Regions from separate parts of the Mus musculus genome. Here region 2 is linked to region 1. The links are chromatin loops, found by intact Hi-C in ENCODE. Cell type or tissue: heart. All regions are shown on one strand. Links, peaks and the distances in the headings refer to the core of each region. The heading gives the core; the rest is flanking DNA.

Region 1 (8,327 bases), core at 282-8,281:
CCCAGTGTATCCAAGATTCCAGTAGCTGTTCATTCCACCAGGCTGTATACACTAGAATCCCACTTCCAGGAAGGAATAGACTCACTAGTGAGGGCAAGAGCAAGCAGGCAAAGTGAGAGCAGCTTCCTTCTTCCATGTCTTTTCTCTAGGCTGGCAGCAGAAAGTGTGGTACAGATTAAAGATGGACCTTCCTGGCTCCAAAGATAAGGACTAAAGGTCTATCTTCCCACCTCAAAAGATAAAAGTGAGGCTTCCCATTTCCATTTCTTTTTAAAAGGCATTTGTTATATTTAAGTATGCAAAATTCACAAAGAATCAATAAAAGGTTTTTTAAAAATCCCCCACAGGTGTGCCCAGCTACTTACTTCCACATATAGTCAACCACCAAGAAGAGCCATCAGATTTGGGGTTATCTTTGAGGTAAAGAAACTGGACGCTTCTGGGCCATCAACTGCTTACAGTATAAAAGAAGTGCTGTGTCTAAACCATATGTGTGTCCTGAAGGAAACAGCTAGAAAAGGTAAGATCAGAGTCAGGTCCTTGTAGCACAGTGGAGACTGTGAATTCTGCAGAGCCAGGCCACCTCCCAAGCTCCAACAGTCAGAGTGCATGGAGCCAGCTCTGCATCCTCCTGGTGGCACAAGCTGTTACTGAAGCCCACCATTGGACTGTCTCATAAAATGACAGGGGCTATTCCCTATAAATACCAATGTCTGTAAATAATGTCATCACTCAAAGGGAACATCGAGGATATTCGAAGGAGGCCTCTTGAGTTACGGAGGTGGGGACATCAAGAATTCAGCCTGAGCAGGGCAGTGGTGGTGGATACCTTTAATCTCAGCACTTGGGATTAAAGAGTTAGGTAATTTTGAGACTAGTCTCATCTACAGAATGAGTTCCAGGACACCCAGGGCTACATAGAGAAACCCTGACTTGAAAACAACAACAACAAAAAACATCACTCCTCACCTCCCCAAATTCAACCTGGTTACCATTTTCCTTCCCTGACTTCTTGTGCAGCCTAAGTCTTACTAAGAGTTGTCATATACATACGGTTGATGAATGAGTGCTCTTGAGGAAATCCTCAAAGTGTGTGTGTCTGTGTCTGTGTCTCTGTCTCTGTCTCTGTCTGTGTCTCTGACTCTGTGTCTGTGTGTGTTTCTGTGTATGTGTCTCTGTGTGTCTGTCTGTCTGTCTGTCTGTGTGTGTCTGTGTCTGTGTTTGTGTGTCTGTCTGTGTGTATCTGTGTGTCTGTGTGTATCTGTGTGTCTGTGTCTATGTGTGTGTCTGTATGTCTGTGTGTGTTTGTGTGTGTGTCTTTGTGTGTGTGTGTGTGTGTCTCTGTGTGTGCTGCATTTGAGCCTTGATGCCCACGTGACTAAGGTAAGAAAGTGGACCTGGGAAGAGAAGTGCACTGCCTCCATGAACACATGATTATCAAGCAGTGTTCTGAGTTTCTAGAAACATAAATACTTTGATGATAGTTGGATTTTTTTAACCTGAAGGTTTCTATATAAATTATGAATTTGAATAACTTTTGATCTAATAATGGTCCAGTCATCAACATTGACAAGTTACTCTCTGGCAAGAGGGGTCATATAGGACTCCCAAGATTAGATGTGAAAGAGTGGGTCTATGTGTGTACTATGGGCCAGAGCAAGAGCTGGTGACATTTGAACCATCGTTTCATGAGACCCAGTGAAGCTTGACTTAGAACAATAATAATTCACACTAATGTCAGGTTTTTAGTGTATGAAGTAATTTCATATCTAATTAAACCCCTACAGTTGTCTAACTCATTCTCCTTATCTTTACAGAACACAACACAAGCCTCAACAACATTCTTTGAACATTCCCTCATTCAATATGTGTTGAGTATATTATGTATCACTACTCTAACTCAGTGTTGTCCAGAACCTTCCACAGTGATGCTAAGGTTTGATGTCTATAGAGTCTGCTCTAGTCTAAGCTTTCCTCTTCTTTATTCTAATTTTCATGGAACTGAGGAATTAAATGTTAAATCAATGTATTTGTACACGCACAGCAAGTCCTCTGACACTGAATTTGGACCATAAGAATCTCTCACGTGTCCACACGTTGGACACTTGGTCCCCAATCTGTGGCACTTTTGAGAGGTGATAGAATCTTTAGGAGATGAGACTTGGAGGAAACTAGGTCATTGAATAAACGAACAGTAACAATCATGGGTGGCACATTGGGACCCCAGCCCTCGTTCTCTTTCCTTTTGCTTCTTGGCCACCATGAAGTATACCAATCTCCTTAATCATTGCTGCCTTCATAACGTGCTTTATTGCTACAGGCCCAAAGCAGTGGGGCCAAGTGTTCATCAGTGAAATCATGAACTCGAATACAGCTGATCACCTCGGGTGTTTTGTCTAAGTGACTGAAAGCTGACTAATATTCCTTTTCAATATGGTACTCGCCAGCCTCATGTATGGACTGGCACTTTAAATATGACTGAAGTCGCTGAGGAAATCCATTATACTTCAGTTAATTCTACTTTCAGTCAAATAACTGCGTGTATCCAGTATTGGATAGCTCAATTCTAGTCCTTGAGAACAGTGGTAACCAGGACCAATAAAGAAAGACCTTTAGTTTCACCAAGCTTCTTTTAATTAAAGACACAGAAACTAAACAAAGTTTAGATAAATAAATGGCACGATAAATATGGTTTGGGAATCAACGATTAGCAGAGGCCTCTTTGGGAAGATGAGATTTGAAGCAATGAAAAATGTCTGGGCAGTTCTTAAGGGTTTTGTTTCTGTTTTTGTTGTTGTTGTTGTTGCTGCTGCTGCTGTTATTGTTGTTGTTTTCCATTTATTTTGGCTAGAGGAGGAGACGGGGCGGGGGGGGCAGTTGATCCTTGGGACTAGCACATAGTAGACAAGCATCCTACCACTGAGCTATGCCTTCACCCTGAGATCTGGGGTGCTGAAGAAGCTCTCTTTAGCCACAGCCTCTCCAAATCTCAGACTGTTTCTGCCAGAAATTACCTGAAGCTTTCTCTCCTTTTAAATAGCCCACTCCATTCCCCCTGGCAACTATGACTACATCCATGACGGCTCCTCTCTTCTCTGAGCTGCTAGGATGCTGGTCACCAGCACCACACAGTGTATAACCAAAGCTCAAGTTTGGGTCATTCAATCGCTCAACCCTTTTTTTTTTTTTTTTTCTTACATGTGTTTGTTAACAAACGCTTAATGTTTGGTCTCCAACAAAATAATAAATGTTTTATCTTTTTTCCTTACTAAGCACATACTAGGCTTACGCTTCAATGATGCTCCTGCTTTCTCTCATTTACTTCCAAAACCAAGGGAAGGAACTCAGAGCTCTCCTGCTTCGTTTCCTTTTCCAGTTTGACAGTGACACTGTGCAGGTGGGGACACCGTTCCCACCAGGAATCTTCGTGGCTCCAAAGTGGTTTATTCTACTCATGCCCTACAGAACACAAAAAATCAAAGCCCTGAACCCCAGAGTAGACAACGAAGATTACTTTCCAAACAAGTCGAGGTGAAATAAAATTCAACATAATAAGCAAGCCGGGAACACGGGCTGGTGCCTGTGATGGCTGCCTCAGGAGGCTGAGGCAGGAGAGTCACCTGAGCCCAGGAGTTCCAGAGCAGCTTGAGCGACATGATGGGACAAAAAAAAAAAAAAAAAAAAAAAGAGAAGGTTTACCTTTAAGCCATAATAAAAAAATAAAAACATGTTCACAGCACTTTAGTTCTAGGTCAGCCTGGGCTATAAAGTAAGACCCTGGACACGCCAGGGTGGGAAGCAGGAAAGAAGAAAGGGAGGGAACAGAATATGATTTTGTTGATGACAGGGACCCTAAAAATATAAACTGTATTAACAAAATAGTCCATCATTTTAGTGTATCATAGTATTATTAAAGTGATCAAAAAATCAGATAAAAGTTAGCTGTAGGATATGTGGTAAGGCTTTTTTAGGGGCTGGAGAGCTGGTGCATCAGTTGAGAGTACTGACTGCTCTCCCACAACACACAGCACCCACTTGTCAGCTCAAACTATCTGTAACTCCAGATGACAACTAATATCAGCTTAGACCTAAGGAATCCAGTGCTCTCTTCTGTCCTCTATGGACACCAGCGCATTCATAGTACACAGACATGCATGTAGACAAAACACCCACACACAAACAAGAAAAATAAATCAAATAAGTAAATCTCAAAAGGGTTTTTTTTTTCGCCTGAAGACTCATAAATATCTGTTTCATAACAATAAAAAACTTACTTAAGAGAGTAAACTACAGCCAGGCAGTAGTGGGACACTCCTTTAATCACATCAAGCAGATCTGTGAGTTCAAGGTCATCCTGGTCTAGAGAGAGAGTTCCAGGGCAGCCAGAGCCATACAGAGAAACACTGAAGAGAGAAGGGGGGTGAGGAGGGGGAGAGAGGGAGAGAGAACATAATCTAATAGATCTCATTTGTCAACATCTGCTGCTGACTATGGTGTCAAGAACTCTGTACAACATGTTCGTCATACTTGGAAAAACAGGCTGTCAAGATTCAGTTCTATTTTTGTCTGCCTATTTTCAAAAATGAAGGCAGGAACCGATTCCCCTGACTTTAAAGAGCTGGGTGGGCTCTTGAGCATCCTGCTACACTTGGGAATAAACATGACGCCTAAGGGAATTTAGTTGTAAATACAGCCTCTGTCTCGAGGTTAAATCTCCTGCGCCCCCTGGCAGCAGTTCAGGGAGAGGGAAAGAGAGGGTGGGTCGTGTGACTTCAGGCCTTTTCTCAGTCACCTCTGTCACAGCACTCTCCTATGGCTTGGCTCTCTCTGTCTGACGTCAGGCTGGAGGACAGGGAGGGGCTTTGGATGCTTTGTGATTTCCGGATCCCAAGGACATTCAAGTCTCTCTTGACCGCTTGGACCAAACCTCCAGAAGGACTCTCCGGAGCATTTAAACTAACCCCTGTGACTGGGAAGAACCCTTTGCCCCTTTGCCTCCCTTCCCGGTGGTGGCCTGCTTTGCCACCCTCTCCTGTGGGAGTCTTGCTGACCCAGGTGAACCTGTCCTCTTGAACTGGAGTCACATGATCCCAGTGGGCTCCCAAGCGTTCCTCATCTGGGTTCACTTTAAAAACTCTGAATTTTGCTGATCTCAGCATAGCAACATCCCCTGCCTTTGGTGTCTTTACTGAGCAAGCACTCACTCACTCACTCACTCACAGCCCCGCCCCCTGCCCCACTCTTCCCCCGACCCCCACCCCCACCCCAGCTACTTTTTTTTTTTTTAGCCCTGCAGTTTTTTTTTTCTGCTTTTTAGATTTTTCCAAAGTCAAATATGATCATCGCTCTGTGTCCCAAACCACAGCTCTGAGTGGTCGTGAGTGGTATAGTCAGCACTTCACACTGTCAGATCCAACCAAGCACAAGGGCGTGTATATTTTGGAAAAAAAAAAAAAAAAAAAAAAAAAAAAAAAAACCACATTTGTAAGGAACGCATACAGACTTTCCTCTTGTAACTGCTCCCTCAACAATCAGTGTAACAACTATTCCCACAGCGTTGGCATTGTTGTGGGTACTGGAAATAACCTGATGGATATGCATCGGTTTTACGAAACTGCTACTCGTTTTACTTAAAAGCCTTGTGCATCTATGGATTTAGGCATTTGCACCCTGATCCACCACTACTTCCAAATCCATGTCAGAATCCTAACTAGAAAACCAGCTAGCTTTACGTCCTCTTCCATGGCCACGTGGCCTTAGCCTGCATTCTGTTCTTCCTCATCAAACTAATATACACCCTTTTGTATTCTCCCTTCCACGTGTTATACTGGACCCAGTGTAGACTCCACACCTTCAGAATGGCTATTTTTAAGTGCGTAGAACAGTGGTTCTCAACCTGTGGGTCGTGACCCCTTGGTCTTAAATGACCTTTTCATAGGCATCAAATATCAGATATCGGGCAGGTCAAATTTTTCCAATTCAACTCACAGCAGTATGAAGTATCAATGAATAATGTTATGGTTGGAGGTCACCACAACATGAAGAACTGTACTAATGGGTTGCAGCATTGGGAAGGTTGAGAACCACTGGTCTAGCTCATTAAGATGGATAAACTTTGAGTCTGGCTGATCTCAATTTATGATATATTTTCATTATAATAATGTTTAGCGTTTTGTTTTTTAAAGAAACAAATCCTAATCAGCAAAACTTTGTCACAATTTTTGTGTGCACATTTTCAGGTGTGTGTGTGTGTGTGTGTGTGTGTGTGTGTGTGTGTGCATGTGAATGTATAGCTAGCTGTGCACCTGAGTGTGGAAGTCAATCACTCTCTACCTTGTTTTTTCTAGTTTTCACCTCTGCCCCCAGCACCAGGGATACATACACATCCCTGAACTGACATTTATGTTTCCTGGTAACCCAAACTCAAATCCTCAAGCTCATGCGTCAAGCACTTCACCTACTGAGCCATCTCCTCAGATTCAAAGTTGGGTATTTTTTCTCCCAAACAAAACCAAGATACTTTACTGCCATCTTCTGGACGATTTTTTTTTTTTTTTACTATTGTTAGAACCTAGTGGGGAAACCCCCACTCCATTCCCTATTTGGCGTGCACCCAAAAAATCACAAAGGACCATCTTGATGGTCCTTAATTACATGAGGTCGTTTAATTACAGAGCTCCGGACCGACTTGCATCCCACACAGGAGATAACAGATGTCGGCCCCGAGGCGCGAAAGCTAGGGGTTTTTATGGGGTAAGGGGCTTAGGGGTGTGGAATTCAGCATAGCGACACACTATTGGCTTATTCAAACATCAGCAGAAAAATTACATGTACGTGCAGGGTGTCAGAGTTCTGTGAGTTGTTGACTCAGTTTAGATAGCCCTGTTATGTCCTCACATTCCTCTTTATCTTATGGTCAAGCTGTTCCCAGGAATATTTTAACTACGGGGCATACCCAGGTTTGTTTTTCTTTTTTCTCAGCCCCAGGCAGCCTCTAGGCTCACAAACAACCAGCAATTTCTGAGTACTTTATATGACTTATAGGTCTTGAAATTTCATCTTTCTTTCACTATTACTATTATTATAAGTATCAAATCTATGGTGCCTATGTTATAAATAGGACCACCTTAGGTAGTTATGTCCCTTTCAGGCAACGCACAGCCTATCCAAACATGTGTAACAAAAGCTGCGATCATTGTGTCTTAGTCAGGGTTTCTATTCCTGCACAAACATCAGGACCAAGAAGCAGTTGGGGAGGAAAGGGTTTATTCAGCTTACACTTCCATACTGCTGTTCATCACCAAGGAAGTCAGGACTGGAACTCAAGCAGGTCAGAAAGCAGGAGCTGATGCAGAGGCCATGGAGGGATGTTCTTTACTGGCTTGCCTCCCCTGGCTTGCTCAGCCTGCTCTCTTATAGAACCCAAGACTGCCAGCTCAGAGATGGTCCCACCCACAAGGGGCCTTTCCCCCTTGATCACTAATTGAGAAAATGCCTTACAGCTGAATCTCATGGAGGCATTTCCCCAACTGAAACTCCTTTCTCTGTGATAACTCCAGCTTGTGTCAAGTTGACACAAAACTAGCCAGCACACATAATAATATTGTTTAGGGAACTTAATGAGCTTGACTGTAACTACATTCAGACAGATGGTGGCTCTTTGTCACACAGCTCTGTTTGTTACAACCACGTATAAGTCTTGTGGCTTCTTTCCAAGGAATCTCTGAAGTCACTAAAAGATGACATCACATATATTTTAAATGTGTGTGTGTGTGTGTGTGTGTGTGTGTGTGTGTGTTCCGGATGCTCTGAGTGGTGGGTGGATTGTCAAGAAGTGTTGGAGACGCCGAATGTGAAATCTACCCAAAGCAAGAAGCTAATTCAACAAGCACACAGGCAAGGAACTAGACTGATTGCATCACGACCCAGGGTGACTTTTGAGGGTTGTTTGTCTGTGCTAGAAATGGAAGCCAGGCTGAGAGAATTCTAACAAAGCAGCCTTCTATTGAGCTGCCCAATGTTTCCTTTGACTTTTTATCCTGGGGTTTCAGAGGATGCACGTAGGTGCTCCTTTCGGAGCTGCTAATGGGTGAAGACGTACTTGTAACGACAAAGATTTTTCTTGTTTTTTTTTTTCTCACAGTTCTACACCTGTACACACATATATCTAACTTGAATTTGAAAACGGAGGACAAGGACTCTTTATTATCAAAGTTTTAGGTCAGCATATAAAATAATGGGTTTCGTGGCATCTTTATACACGGGCTATTCTTTTTTTTACACTATACCTTTTCATTTGTTCCCCTCCCCCACTGGTTTTCTCTGTA
Region 2 (8,327 bases), core at 127-8,126, 440 kb before region 1:
CTCTTGTTTTTCTTTCCCACGGCAGCCATCAGCATCTGAGGCCCTCACCTGCCAGGTGTATTACAGCTTGCATAGCACTCTCGAGTGTCACCACTCTCGCTGGAGGTCTTGTGCTGCTTCCAGAAGTGACATGCATATGTGGGGCAGAATTATTTTTAGAAATGCCACTCTTGAAATATTCATTTTAGAAAGTCAGGCTACTTGAAGGGAGACAGTGTCACATTGTTCTATGGCTATTACCAATGGAGAATGCTGACTAGTCCAGGAGACTGAAGAAACAGAAGCTGGTGGATGGTGCCAGTGCCAGTGTCAGAGGAAATCTTGCTTGCTACTAGGTTGTTTGGCTTTGAAATTTAATTACTTCTTATAGAAGATTACATTTAAAATACTTTTGTGCTTCTGCATAGCAGTTTATCTGTTCATAACTTTTAGATTAAGGAAATCTACTTCAAATTATACTTTCTAAAGACTGAGTAAAGTGGTATCTGAAAATTATCAGTTATTTAGCTGACTTTGTATATAGCATGTGTGATGTTTCCTTCTTATTTCTGAATCCTGAAATCACCATGGTGATACTAGTTTTCAAAATAGTTCTGAGGGAAATTGTTTTCCATAGTGACTAGACAGTATATAGCCCTTATCAATTTCTCTCTTCTTTAGCATAAATTTTAGCAAGTAAAGAAATTTTCTCAATCATGATTTTGAAAATTTCACAGGTATAGCTACTGCTCGTTTAAGCAATAACTATCTGAAATGTTTTTGGCATGAAAATTTATAGTGTTCTAAATTTTTATAAGTTTGAATAACTTCAGTCCCTTGGTTTTCTATTTGAATCATCAGACTGATAGTGGCAGCTCCATACTTTACTAAGACAGACCTGCCCCTCGCCTGTTAAGTGAAGCTGGAAACACTTAACAACAGAATGCAGATGTTTCTTGGCTTTTCAGCGCGCCTTCTGAAGCACTTTTACTAGAAATGCATATTGTGATTAAAGACTGGTTAATCCTAACCATCTTCTATTCTTCAGAGTGGTGCTATAGCCCATCAAAAAAAAGCAATAAATTTACCCACAAATGTCACATGTATATTTTACCAATACCATAAATTTCTGCCGTGGTACTACTAAGCACCGTGTCTTGCTATTTAGTTTTTATTGTTTGTACATTTTAGCTTTTCTAAGCAGAAATGCCTACAGAAGTTTGATCGTACATGATAGAGGATCTAGAGCTTGCCTTTGTCTCATGCAATCCAATGATTGATCTACTTGATTCTCAGGGGGAAAGAAAAACAAACTATTTTATGAGAATTGTTCTGGGAAATTTATTTCACCTGGAACACATTTCCTTGATTCTTGGCTGTCTTTAGTGTGTGGCCATAACTAACTGCTGAGAGAAAGGACATTGAAATGATAGTTTATTTTTATTTCTTGGTGACTTCTGATTATAGACAGCATCCTGTAAATATAACTTTATTGTCTTGAGATGTCTATTGAAGATACTATATTTTTCTGTTCTGAACGATTTTGCCACTTAAAATCGTTCAATGAAAAAGATGACTAGCTATTCTGAGGCAGGTGGATTTCCCATGCAAACTGAATCCTTAACGCATTTCAAAAGGCTTTTACTGTATTAGGTAACATGAGATATTAAAGGATTTTTCTAGGCAAGACGCTCAGTCTTTTTTTTTCCCCATAAAAGTACTTTTTACTCAAATTGTAACTCATGTTTTTCTTTCATGAAATGGAGTGGTTATTGGAGTGTTCATACTGAAATAGGAGAAGGGTGCATATTGTCCTATGCTTTCTAATTTACACTGCTTTTTCTGGCTTCCCTTTGTCTTGGCCAATTGTGGTTTGCAAACCGGGGTGACTCATTATATGGAGCAGAGAGGACAGTCCCGCTGGAGAGGACAGAAAATGGCAAGTTTGAGTTTGCATTTCCCTACCATAGGTGCCACTCAGTCTGTGGTCCTAAATGTCTTAAATATCCTAAATACAGTCATAAATTACTAAACATTAATGTTTTTATCTGGCCAGCTATTTTCAAGGGGGGTATCATTACACGGCTCTGCTTTTGTTCTAAGCTACCATTAATTGTAAGTTTCTTTAGTTTCTCTCAAAAAAACAAAAAGACATGACTTTCGTGTCTGGGTGAAAGCATTTTAAAGAACAAATTTCACTAACTTAATTGCAGAATTATCAGTTTTACCCCTGACAAGCCATTATGTATGTTTAGACTGAAGTTTGCTCAAGTTTACTAATTCTTTTCTGCTGTGTCCTTGGGATTACACCAATTGCAGAGTGTCACCAGTTTGGAAGCTTCTATCTACAACAGGTCAATGTCTTGTTAAGGGGCTGGGAGTAGAAACAGCTACTCTGCATCTTCATCTGGAAGATGGATAATCATAAACCACTGTGCTTACCGCATGGTGAGATGAATTGGGTAGGAAAATGTCCTATAATAAAAGGCAGGGGACAGCCTCATTACCGAATCACAAGCTGATGGATTTAGACCAAAATACAAGTTTAAGATTTAACTTGTGGACAGAAGTGACTAACTGAACATTCCTAGTTTGAAAATCTGAGATCTGCGATGGTCTTAAAAATCCAAAACTGTTGAAGGGCCGTCATGACAACACACAAACACTTTGAGTGTCGGAATCGTTACAGACTCCAGATTGATCGTGTGTTGCCAAACATCTCAGCTCGTGTGGGACTGGAGAGCCACAGGCCATGGTATCACAGCTGAGCTCCAAACTGACCATGTTCTCTCTCTCTCGAAGCACAGTGACAGTAAGAATGGCAGGGCTTGAGGTTTCTAAAGCCCAGTACTGCTTGCGTTTCTGATTCTCGAGTAGCAAATTGAGCTTGGTTACAATGCACCTCACAGACTGACAGTCGATCCTTGTGATTCACTTAGTATGTTTTCTTGGAGATGGGGAAGGTCTAAAACAGCTTTAGTACAGAAACCATATCAGTTTTTAAAGTCCAACTCAAAACTGCACAGTGATATTAACACACAACTGTTTACTACACACTTCCCTTTTTTCTCTTGATTTATCAAGACAGGGTTTCTTCGTGTGACCCTGGCTGTCTTGGAACTTGCACTATAGATCAGGCTGCTGGCCTGCCTCTGCCTCCTGAGTAGTAGGATCAAAGCAGTGCGCCACTAGGCCCAGCTTTTTACACGGTTTTTTTGTATGTGTGTGTACTACAGAACTGCTGCTCTCCAGGGTACGTAGAAAAGTGTGTCAAAGTACTTCTAAACAAGATACACCTACATAATGGATGCACTCTCCATCTTCAGAAGGCTGTGAACAAGATAGAAGTACTCCCAAAGGCTGCTGCTGTGCTCTACATTTGTTTAAGAGACCATCACTGCCTGTGAATGTGGTGTAGATTGTCCTGTGACTGCAGGTGCTCCAGTAGAAATGGTCAGAGTAGTTCTGGACAGTGATGGTATCAGCCCTGGTCTATAGCTTTCAGCCCAACCCAGTGTATGAGTATGAAGTAGCTCCCAACCACAGACCTGTAATATTTACCAGGCGTTAGCCATGTCTACAAGGACCTTGGCTACAGTGAATCAAAAGCAATCCAGTTTCTAAGTTCTGTACAGTAAGTGGAACACACAATGTGCAACATGTTGCAGGTTATTCTACACTGGTAGAGGGATTTCCACAGCAATTGCTTTTGGAATAAACTCAGCTCACTAAGTCATAGTGAGTTCTTAGCTCTATACAATATAAAACATTCAGACACTGATCACATGTTAATAGTTTGTTGTTGCTCATTTGAGGTAGTGTCTCATCTATCAGAACTACTTCAAACAGGGTTTGCCTCTCTCAAATGCACAATTTTGTAGTTCTAAGTTGCTGTCAGAAGGTGGCAGTAGAGCACAGCATGGTATCTATTTGTGTTTGTGGTATTCATACTATATTTAAAGTCCTTGGGAATCTTGTAATATAGGCTCTTTACGGGTGAATTATGTGCTGTAGATTGATGTTAATGGGGTTGGGGCACCACCTTGTTATTAGGGACCCTGGTATAGCTGTCTCGTATGAGGCTATGCCAGTGCCTGGCAAACACAGAGGTGGATGCTCACAGTCATCTATAAGATGGAACACAGGGCCCCCAATGGAGAAACTAGACAGAGCACCCAAGGAGCTGAAGGGGTCTGCAACCCTATAGGTGGAACAACAATATGAACTAACCAGTACCCCCAGAGCTCATGTCTCTAGCTGCATATGTAGCAGATGGCCTAGTCGGCCATCGCTGGGAAGAGAGGCCCCTTGGTATTGCAAACTTTGTATGTCCCAGTACAGGGGAATGCCAGGGCCAAGAAGCGGGAGTGGGTAGGTAAGGGAGCAGGGTGGGGGGAGGGTATAGGGAACTTTTGGAATAGCATTTGAAATGTATATAAAGAAAATAATAAAAAAAAAGAACCAAGAATGTGACTGGCATAAGCTATGTGTACACAGTGTAAGTCCATCTCTGTCACAGACTTGGGGGAAAAAGTTTTTTCAGAATTTTTAAGTATTATTAATAAGGGATTGGTGATAAATGTAATAGATTGGTATTTTTAGTAAAATATTTAGGCTTTTTTTTTGTTGAGGGAGAAGTAGAGATAAATTTGTAAAATTTGCATTTGGGTTTTGTTTATACAGTCTACTATGTACCTATGACTGTCCTAGAACTCACTATGTAGACAAGGCTGTTGTCTAACTCAGAGATCCACCGTCCTCAGTCTCCCAGATTCTGGGACTAAAGGAATATGCCACTACACCTGGCCCCACTTGGATTTTAAGAGTGCATAAAATAGGAATAAAATATACAAGTGATAACTTTAGATTCACCATTGAATTCAGAATTACTAAAATGTAATAATAACTTTCCACCCTTTTGAGCATTTGTAGCCTAAGTATGTAAGCAAGATACCTTTGTGGAGAGCTATTTTCACAGGATCCAATCATCTATTCAACAAACTGACCATCCTGCAGGGACTTGGTCACATGCTGAGAATGGAATGGGACATAGAGCCTGGCCCCTCCTCTCCAGGATACGGTCTGTAGCTGGGGAGACTGTTGGCTAAGATGGGCACCTGGGCCTTTAAGTGAAGCACTATACCTAGTACCAGCTCACAGTGAAACCAGCTCTTTCTATCTGACTGAAATTCCAGGCATCTCTACTGACATGTTTCCAGTTCTGTCCAGAAGGAAATGCAAGATGGAAATAGCAGAGAAAATCTCCCAGATGTGAGATTTCTGTCTTCAGAGATTTATTTGTACATGTCTGTCCCATTCTTTTTTAAATGTCTCCTTGCTACAAGAGCAGAGTATACATTATACTTTGTGTGAATGTAATGTAATGGGGGTATAGTCATCCCCCCACTCCCCATCGAAAGTACCTAGGAAAGTTCTGGCACGTATTAGGTGTAAATATACATGTTGCAGGACTGTAGCGGTGGCTCAGTGGTTAAGAGAACTGGCTATTCTTCCAGAGGATCCTGGTTCAGTTCCCAGAATACACGTGACAGTTCAAACCTGTCTAACAACAGTTCCAGGGAATCTGTCAACCTTACAGACATACAGGTATGCAAAACACTAGTGCACATAAAAATGTTTGTTGAATAATGGTTTTTAAGTAGACTGGAATGATGTATAAGAATGTGCCTGTGAGCATCTGTGTCTTACCTGGGTCTCTGCTGACTCATCCTGAATGCTGCTACTCTCCTGCTGCCTTTTGAGTTCTAGGCCTTCCATTTCAATACAAGAGAGTTGGGGTCTGGGGCCAGATGTGGGCACCTGGTTAGTAGTCTGCATGGGCTTTAGAGGAGCTGTGTTCGTAACATTGGTTAGAAACCTAGTCAAAATCAGCCACAAATCCTTAAAGGAACAGGGCGTGTAGTTAGAGGGAGATAAAAATATTCTCAGCAAAGCCCATCTAACCCTTCCTGTTCTGGGTTAGACTATTTTTTATGATGTCAGTCTGAAAGCCTAGTACAGAGGCAGTGCTCTGCACCTACGTTTTATTCCACTTAAATTAACTATCCTGAGCTCTACCTGGGCCATATTTATGCTGTTACATCTGTGCTTTTCACCAAAGCTAGAGTGTTTGCCCTAAAGTGTGAGGCTCCCTGACACCAGTCAAAATTCCTGTGGGTTTAAGAGCAATCATTCCAGTGTAATACCACCTGCAAGGTGGTGCTATCACTCACAATTTAAAGGCCTGTGTCACACAAGCCAATGGCAGAAATGCCATCTGGGGCTTTAGAAGTGTGCTCTGGAGCCACTGTACAGTTCAGCCAGGTGTGAAGCAGGAAGTCCAAGTGACCTAGAACCCAGAACTCTTCTTGATACAAAATGGCAAGTGTGTGTATGCCAAAAATAATAGGTGTGCAAGAAGCTTTGGAAGCTAGGAGGCAGGTGGTAAGTGGTCACAGGAGAGCCAGTGATAGCCACACACGGAGGGCTCAGTCACTGCCACCACTGCTAGCACCAAGGCACAGTGCTCTCATCTATAAACATCTGTAAAGGACCAGAGAATATGCTAGGCTCTAGGAAAGAAACAATAGGAAAAAAAATAAGGTACTTATGATGACATTATGAGGTACTTAATAGAATTCCCACAAGGCTTCTACTGCAAGATGAAAATTTACAGAAAAATCACTATATTCTATTAAAGCCCCAATGGAATGCCCTTTATTTGACAGGACTGCTCATTTTGTTTAAGTGGGGGTCAAAGCCAATACTTTGTTATCGGAAGTGGTTGGTTGCAAATGTTTATCTGTTGGGTCTCATCTTTAATAAAAATGTCTTCTCGAATGGGTAGTGTTACTGACTGCTGGCAAGTCAGGAGTCAAGTGCATTCCTCTCTTGAAAGGCAATAGTAACAATTTTCTGTTTTGTTTCCTTTTTTACAATTTATTTCTTTCTCTTCCTCCTTTCTTTGTTTACTTGTTTACTTATACTCTTGTTTTATTTACCTCTCAGTATATCCTTATGTTGCAGATTGATCCCTTTCCATACAGAGTTGCATGGACTGAGGTTGTACCATCAGCTGTCGGGTTAATGTTAGTTGTTGGAAGTCCCTCTCCTGAACTATGTTTTCTATTGTAGCATTGTTTGCCTTGTGATTTTTTACTTGCTCTTTAAGAAACATCTCTACCCCTGTAACAAAAGCTAGTTTCTTTTTTTTTTTTAAGATTTATTTATTTTATCAATGTGAGTACATTGTAGCTGTCTTCAGACTTTACAGGTGGTTGTGAGCCACCATGTGGTTGCTGGGATTTGACACACACACACACACACACAAACACACACACACAAACACACACACACACACACACATACACACACACACACACACACACCACAGGGAGAAAGAAATTTCAGCTTGGCCTTGAATGCAAAAGTACAATAAAAGTTTACATTGTTAAGTCCCCAAGCTTAATAGTGTGGCAAGACCAGAAGGGGCTATTAAATTGTGATTTCTCTTAACAAAAGTCTGTGGATCCAGGGTCCAAGAGAGTGCATGGTGTTGGTCCTTGCCACTGTGGGTTTAGTCATGGGTAGATTTAGGCATGCTACCATGGGGCCTGCCGAGGCCACCAGCTACCATCAGCTTCAAGTGTTTCAATCTCTGCTAAGTCTTGCTCCAAATACATACAAACCCATCTCAGCATTATCTTTTAGGTTTTAGTGGATTTTTTCCCCATATAGATTTATTGATAGAGATAGACATTTAGTTTGAGGGGCTGATGGAGCTCTGTGGTAGAGTGCTAGCACATATACTAGGCTTGAGTTCTACCTTGGCTTAGCACTGAGAGAAAGGAGGAAAGAAAAAGCTGAGTCTTCAGTCACTTCAGTCTGGGTAACTCCTTACAAGCAACTGTGGTGTATGGTGAAATCACAGCCCATGAAGAGTGAGTAGAACGCCAAATGTGATGATTGGACCCCTGTCCCTGCGTTTGGGAATCTGAGGCAGGAGGATTGAGAGGTAGAGTCTAGCCTTGGTTATAAACTGAGATCTTTGTCTTACACATATACCCCACCACCACCACCCTCAAGAATAAAAGAAAAGAACGAGGGGAGCTTGAGGGAAGAGTGATGTGGGGGTTTGATGATCCCGTAACCAGAAGCCTGCAGTTCACAGCTGCTGACTAAAGATGCATGGATGAGTGTGTGAGGGAGGACTGTTTAGTTGCTTCCAGTGGCCTTAGCCTCTCCCTGGTCCAGGGCTCTTGCAGAGTGGTACCTCATAGCCTGCAAGAGCCCTGCGTGGAGCCAAGCCCAGCCTCTCAAAGTCAGGCAAGGTGCTTTCTACCTGTTAA

Evidence for each region. A loop is a pair of places that touch in the nucleus more often than their neighbours do. Peaks named below come from ENCODE experiments on the same cell type or tissue, not always from the same donor. Only the 100,000 strongest peaks of a DNase experiment are listed, where the experiment ranks them.
Region 2: it touches region 1 in a loop (2.9-fold over the local background); 6 of 42 quality-filtered maps call a loop at or near these places.

What each region holds. Positions count from the first base shown.
Region 1 is chr14:57,402,809-57,411,135 of GRCm38, forward strand. No RefSeq gene overlaps it. Among named protein-coding and RNA genes, the nearest start is that of Cryl1, 8.5 kb to the left of the region's middle. In heart, for the core only: CTCF peaks have their summits at 4,723 and 6,523 (motif pointing left); a DNase peak (open chromatin) is centred at 4,833; H3K4me3 peaks cover 636 bases; H3K27ac peaks cover 801 bases.
Region 2 is chr14:56,960,693-56,969,019 of GRCm38, forward strand. Zmym2 (zinc finger, MYM-type 2) reads left to right here. Exons shown (of 25, transcript NM_029498.4): 25 at 1-1,666. Among named protein-coding and RNA genes, the nearest start is that of Gm36789, 36 kb to the right of the region's middle. In heart, for the core only: a CTCF peak has its summit at 3,882 (motif pointing right); no DNase peak of the experiment used is centred there.